2 separate regions of the Homo sapiens genome follow, and region 2 is linked to region 1. A link is an interaction called in ENCODE POLR2A ChIA-PET data of the cell type or tissue named here. Cell type or tissue: Panc1. All regions are shown on one strand. Each heading gives the region's core, and the rest is flanking DNA. Links, peaks and the distances in the headings are about the cores only.

Region 1 (2,914 bases), core at 212-2,711:
CCGCTCTCCCTCTCCTTCTCCGTCCAGTGCACAGGGATATGCATGTCTCCCCCGTGTTGTAGGTGAGACTGTTCATCCAGAATACTTCCAGAAATTGGACCTTCTCCATACAGCCACGATCAAGGAGTCGCTTTATACTACAACTTCCTCACGTTTGGAAATGTGTGTCTCCCAACCATCCGAAGTTTAATGGGGCTTTAGCTGTGTCTAAGGTTGGCCGCAGGTGGGGGATGGAAGGAGGGGTTTTCTTTGATCCATCTAATGAATTAATGAATTAATCAGAGGTGGGGTTCAGAAGCCAGGCTCCTTACTGTTGCTGAAGCAGGGCTGATTATGAGCTAGCCTAACTGCTGGAAAAATGCAGCTTCATGCTAGAAGAATTAGGGACATGGCCCAGTCCATTCATCTTCCCTAATCGAGTTCTTGGGAAATACACACGTAGATTAGCCCCTAACAATGACCCCCGGCTGATTGCTTGGAGTACCCTCCACCGTGCCCACAATGGTACTGACTAGCTCTTTATGTCCTGCACAAAGGAAGCCCCAACTCCCCCTTGTCCTCCTCTGCCCTGTCTCCCCCACCCCCATCACCACCACCCCTGCCCTCGCCAGTGGCTGTTGAAGTCTTTTCTGCTTTTTTCCCCAGACTCTGAAACAAACAGTAAATAAAAGCTAACCTCACCTGGACTTATTAGGAGGAGCTGGGCAGTTCCAGAGGAATTAACTTTGGAAAACAAGGCCATAAACCCCTTAGCAGCGTGTGGGCAGGAGCTTAAGGAAACGCTGCCAATCTTTGTTTAGCGGTGATTATCGAGATCAATTTAATATTGGGGAAGTTTGCATAAAAAGCATTCTCGGTCAGAGGGGGAACAACAAATACCAATTAATTATCCCCACAGCTGCCCTCTGATCACCACCACCTCAGCACGTCAGCCACCTGGTCTATGTCACTGGCAGTCAGACCTTTTCGGGTGCCACCAGGCCATTTGTGGGCCCTGGAAAGGTGGAGGAGGGGCGGAGGAGGAGGCAAAACCTGGTCTGTCAGGGGACTTTCCAGAGGGTTTGTTAATTTGCCCTGGATGCCGGTACCCAAAGCCCACTCTCTATAGGCTCTGACTTTATTTCTTCTGGGAGCTAAACTGCTTCTACCTCCGCCTCTTAGATGCAGAATCCAGTCTCAGGGAAGGATTAAAGACAGACTGCAGGCTAAGATGGGCTTTGATTCTTTTCAAAAAGATCACACACTACAATAATAATTACAAATGAGCTGCAGGCAGAAAACACTGGACAAGGAGTCAGTGGCCTGAGTTCTAGTCCTGACCCTTCCACTTAATAGCTGTATCACTTTGAGCCTCAGTTTCCTCTTCTGTAAAATGGGGACCAATATGTCTGTCCTGCTCACCTCACAAGGTTGTGAAGATCAGATGACATGAAGAATGTGAGAAGATTCTGAAACCTACAAAGTGACATGTCGAGAGAATTGCTTGAGCCCAGGAGTTCCAGGCTGCAGTGAGCCACCATCATGCCACTGCACTCCAGCCTGGGCAACAGAGAGGGACCCTGTCTCTAAAATAAACAGACAAATAAATAATAAGTAAATAAAGTAATATGTGAACACTGTAAAGTGCTATTAACTTTCATTAATTTTAGCTTTTTTCTTAAAAGATAATTTCTGACTTGAATTAGTTCAATTTCTATCTCCTGCAGTCACATGCTTGCCCTTATTTTAGTTTGCCATTATATAGTTTTATTAAAAGTAGATATGCCCATCATGGGGAATTAACCATTGAATGATCCTTAAGAAATTGACTTGTCCTCCGCAAACATCCTTCTAACACCAATTTAAAGGTTGGGGATCTGAGGATGTGTGTTTTCCCTCTTCCTTTGTCTTGTCTTCCAGACTGGACGTTAAACTCCACCAGGCCAACGGCCCTGGCCTTTCCCAATTTGTTTGATGCCCACGACGTGGCCCTCGACGGTTGCCTTGCCCTCTAAAGGGACGCAGCAAACGCTTGTCTGAACGCAAGCGGGATAAAGAAGACACCCCTGCTGTGGAGATCAGAGCGCCTACTGAAAAGGAGATTTTAGGGATATTGTCCTCTAGGTCCTTGAGCTTTTATAGGAAAGCATTTTAATTCACGGTTCAGGCCACCAGTTCAGGGAAGGCCAAGCGCTCGCCTCGGGTCTCGCCTCAGATTTGAGGGGTGAGACGTTCACAGCGCCATTGTCCATCCGCGCTGCTGGAGGTGAAACACACTCACCCTATCCAATCATCTTTCCAAGTGGCCGATCAGTCACTGTGGGCCACGGAAGCCTCGAGGGGGTCCAAAGGAGAAAGAACTGCAAGCCAATTACTCCTGAACCCTCGGGGAGGCGAGAGGCCTCTTCCCCGGGAGAAGGTCCTTCCCCAGCCAGCTCTGGGCCATCTCCTTGGCCCGGAGTGTTGGAGGGAGGCGGGAGTGCGACACCGCTGCTCATCAGTAAAGGAGCCCGCCCTCCCCGCAGGACAAGGGGCGGGAGCGAGGAACTCCAGGTGGGTCTCCTGCGGGACCTGAGCCCGGCAGCACATCCGACTCGGGGCTCCCAGTCTCCTGCTGGGCGATCGGGCGCTAGAGGTCACCGGACTTGCGGACATAAATGGCCCTGGGGTGGGCGCTGCGGGGAAGGAGGGAGGCTGCCGGCGCTCAAGTCCGAGGGGACTGGGAGGAGTTACAACAGATATAGACGGACAAACTAAACGCGAGGTCCGGGACTTCGTACAACCCAGCCAAGAAAGGAGTGGGTCCCGAAAAGGGAGCCAGCGAGGGGAAATTCAAACTGCGACGAGTGCGGGGCTGGGAAGCCTTCGGCTGGGTCTCGGCGCTTCCAGGGGGCACAGGCCAGGGTGGCGGCCCCGCGGAGGTGAGCCAGAGGGG
Region 2 (2,914 bases), core at 257-2,756, 170 kb after region 1:
AAAACAAGTAGACAAACAGAATAGAATAAAGGTGCAAAAAAGACTCACACAAATATGGGAACCAAACATAGCTGGTACCCACTCTCAGCGGAAATCAATGGATTGTTTAACAAATGATTAAAGCTGTGCTAGTTTATTTTTCATATGAAAAGTAAAAAAAAAAAAAAAAGAAAAAGGAGGCCAGGCATGGTGGCTCACAACTGTAATCCCAGCACTTTGGGAGGCTGAGGGGGCCGGATCACTTGAGGTCAGGAGTTCGAGACCAGCCTGGCCAACATGGCTAAACCTTGTCTCTACTAAAAATACAAAAATTAGCTGGGCATGGTGGTGCACGCCTGTAATCCTAGCTACTGGGGAGGCTGAGGCATGAGAATCACTTGAACCCAGGAGGCAGAGGTTGCAGTGAGCTGAGATCACACCACTGCACTCCAGCCTGGGTGACAGAGTGAGACTCCATCTCAAAAAAAAAAAAAAAAAAAGAAGGGAAGATCGCTTGAGTCCAGGAGTTCGAGACTAGCCTGGGGAAAAGAGCAAGACACCTGTCTCTTCAAAAACTAAAAAATTAGCTGGGCGTGGTGGTGTGTGCCTGTAGTGCCAGCTACTGGGGAGGCTGAGGCAGAAGGATTTTCTGAGCATAGGTGATCAAGACTGCAGTGAGCTGTGATTGTACCACTGCACTCAGCCTGGGTGACAGAGTGAGACCCTTTCTAAGAAAATAAATAAATAAACAGAATATTGAAAATTTTAATTACATTAATATTAAGAACTTTTTCAAATCAAAAGATACCATTAAAAGAGAGAGATAAAACATACCATGAATTGAGAGAAGATACTTAGAATACGTAAATCAAGAACTAGTTTCCAGAATATAAAAGAAATCCTATAATTCTCTAAAAAAAAGGCTTTAACAAAAGGCATTTCACATAAATAACATGGATGCATAATAAACATATAAAACATTTTTTAACCTCATTAGTAACTAGGGAGGGAATACAACCAAAACCCATAATGAGATTTCATACTGCCCAGATTGAACCAAATTTAAAAGTCTGACAAGAAGGGTTAAAGATTCAGGGCAACAAAAGCTCTCAGTCTCTGCTGGTGAGAGAGTAAATTGGTAGGACCACTGTGGAAGAAGATGAGCATTATTAAGTACAATTGAAGATGCGCAAACCTGTGAAGCATCAATCTGCCCCTAGGTATGTATTCTAGAGAAACTCTCACACACCCACATCTGGAGACACACACAGAATGTTTATAGTAGCATTATTCCACTAACAAAACTGCAAACAACCAAAATGCTCATCCACAGTAAAATGGATAAATTATGATGCATTCAAGCAATGAAATATTAAATATAAAAAATATTTTATTCCCACATGTATCAACATGGATATACCTCAAAAGCATTATATTAGATCAAAAGCAAGTAGCAGTATGATTAAGTTTATGTAAGTTTAAAACACAGGCAAATCTAAATAAGCAAAAGCTTAGGGATACATGCATTTGTGGTAAAACTCTGAAGTGAATGAAAATGAGTAATAGTGGCTGGGCGCAGTTGCTCACGCCTGCAATCCCAGCACTTTGGGAGACTGAGGCAGGTGGATCACTTGAGGTCAGGAGTTCGAGACCAGCCTGGCCAATGTGGTGAAATCCCATCTCTACTAAAAGTACAAAAAATAGCCAAGTGTGGTGGCAGGCACCCATAATACCAGTTACTCAGTAGGCTGAAGCAGAAGAATCACCTCAACCCAGGAGGCGGAGGTTGCAGTGAGCCAAGATCATGCTTCAGCCTGGGTGACAGAGCGAGACTGTCAAGAAAGAAAGAAAGAAAGAGAGAACGAACGAAAGAAAGAAAGAAAGAAAGAAAGAAAGAAAGAAAGAAAGAAAGAAAGAAAGAAAGAGAGAGAGAGAGAGAGAGAGAGAGGAAGGAAGGAAGGAAGGAAGGAGGGAGGGAGGGAGGGAGGGAGGGAAGGAAGGAAGGAAGGAAGGAAGGAAGGAAGGAAGGAAGGAAGGAAGGAAGGAAGGAAGGGAAAAACAAAAAGAAAAGAAAAGAAGTAATAGACAATTGAGATTCAGGACAGTGATTACCTCTGAAGAAAGTGAACAGAGAATGATTGGAGTGGGGCTCCCAGGGAGATCCAAGGGGCTTGGAAATGTTTTATTTCTTAAAATGGGTGGCAGGTCCATGGTTATTTATTTTTCTTTGAGCTATAAAAGTACATTATACACCCTCTTGTAAGCATGACAAATTTCACATGCACACAAATCCATTTTAAGGTCAATCAGTATGGAAATAAGCAACATGGCTCAGAGTGAGGGAGCGTAAGAGTTTCCTGGATGCCCTGTTACTTCCCTTGGAGAAACACTTGCTGTGCACCTGCCACATGCTAGGAACGGTGCAGCTGAGCAGACTCCCTCCTGGCTCCTTCGTCCCTCCTCGCCCTCTTGGGGATGGGAGAAAAAAGCCACTTGTGCTCAGAGTTCCTACATCCTCTGTCTACATTACTCTGGAGATGGTCACACAGGCTTGCTTTGCCCTTTGTGATTCTTTTCTCTCCCTCACCACTCTGAAATTGCTTCTGAGGGTTGGATCTATGTTTTATACTATCCTTTATTTCTTCAGTGACCGGAATGCATACGTGGATACACAAATATTTAACTTCACACACACTTTCCTGTCTTTTTTTCCCTAAACCTAGATAGGAATGTGATTTCAGAAAGAAAGGAGTTAGGAGTGCAGTTTTGTGGATTATTGATTATGTTTTGTTACTGTTAATGATAATAGTAGAAGTTCAGTGGTTGAGCAATCCTCCTGAGCACAGGGGACCTTCAGGTTACTCAAGGGAGCCCTGATGGGGGAGTGTGCTGGCCACAAGCCTTAGCCCTGGGCAGGCATCGGGCAGAACAACCG

Evidence for each region. ChIA-PET counts read pairs that join two places held together with the same protein. Peaks named below come from ENCODE experiments on the same cell type or tissue, not always from the same donor. Only the 100,000 strongest peaks of a DNase experiment are listed, where the experiment ranks them.
Region 2: POLR2A ChIA-PET joins it to region 1 with 10 read pairs; 2 of 35 experiments call an interaction of 5 or more read pairs at or near these places.

Annotation. Positions count from the first base shown.
Region 1 is chr18:59,273,848-59,276,761 of GRCh38, reverse strand. No RefSeq gene overlaps it. Among named protein-coding and RNA genes, the nearest start is that of RAX, 1.9 kb to the right of the region's middle. In Panc1, for the core only: no CTCF peak of the experiment used is centred there; no DNase peak of the experiment used is centred there.
Region 2 is chr18:59,101,532-59,104,445 of GRCh38, reverse strand. No RefSeq gene overlaps it. Among named protein-coding and RNA genes, the nearest start is that of SEC11C, 37 kb to the left of the region's middle. In Panc1, for the core only: no CTCF peak of the experiment used is centred there; no DNase peak of the experiment used is centred there.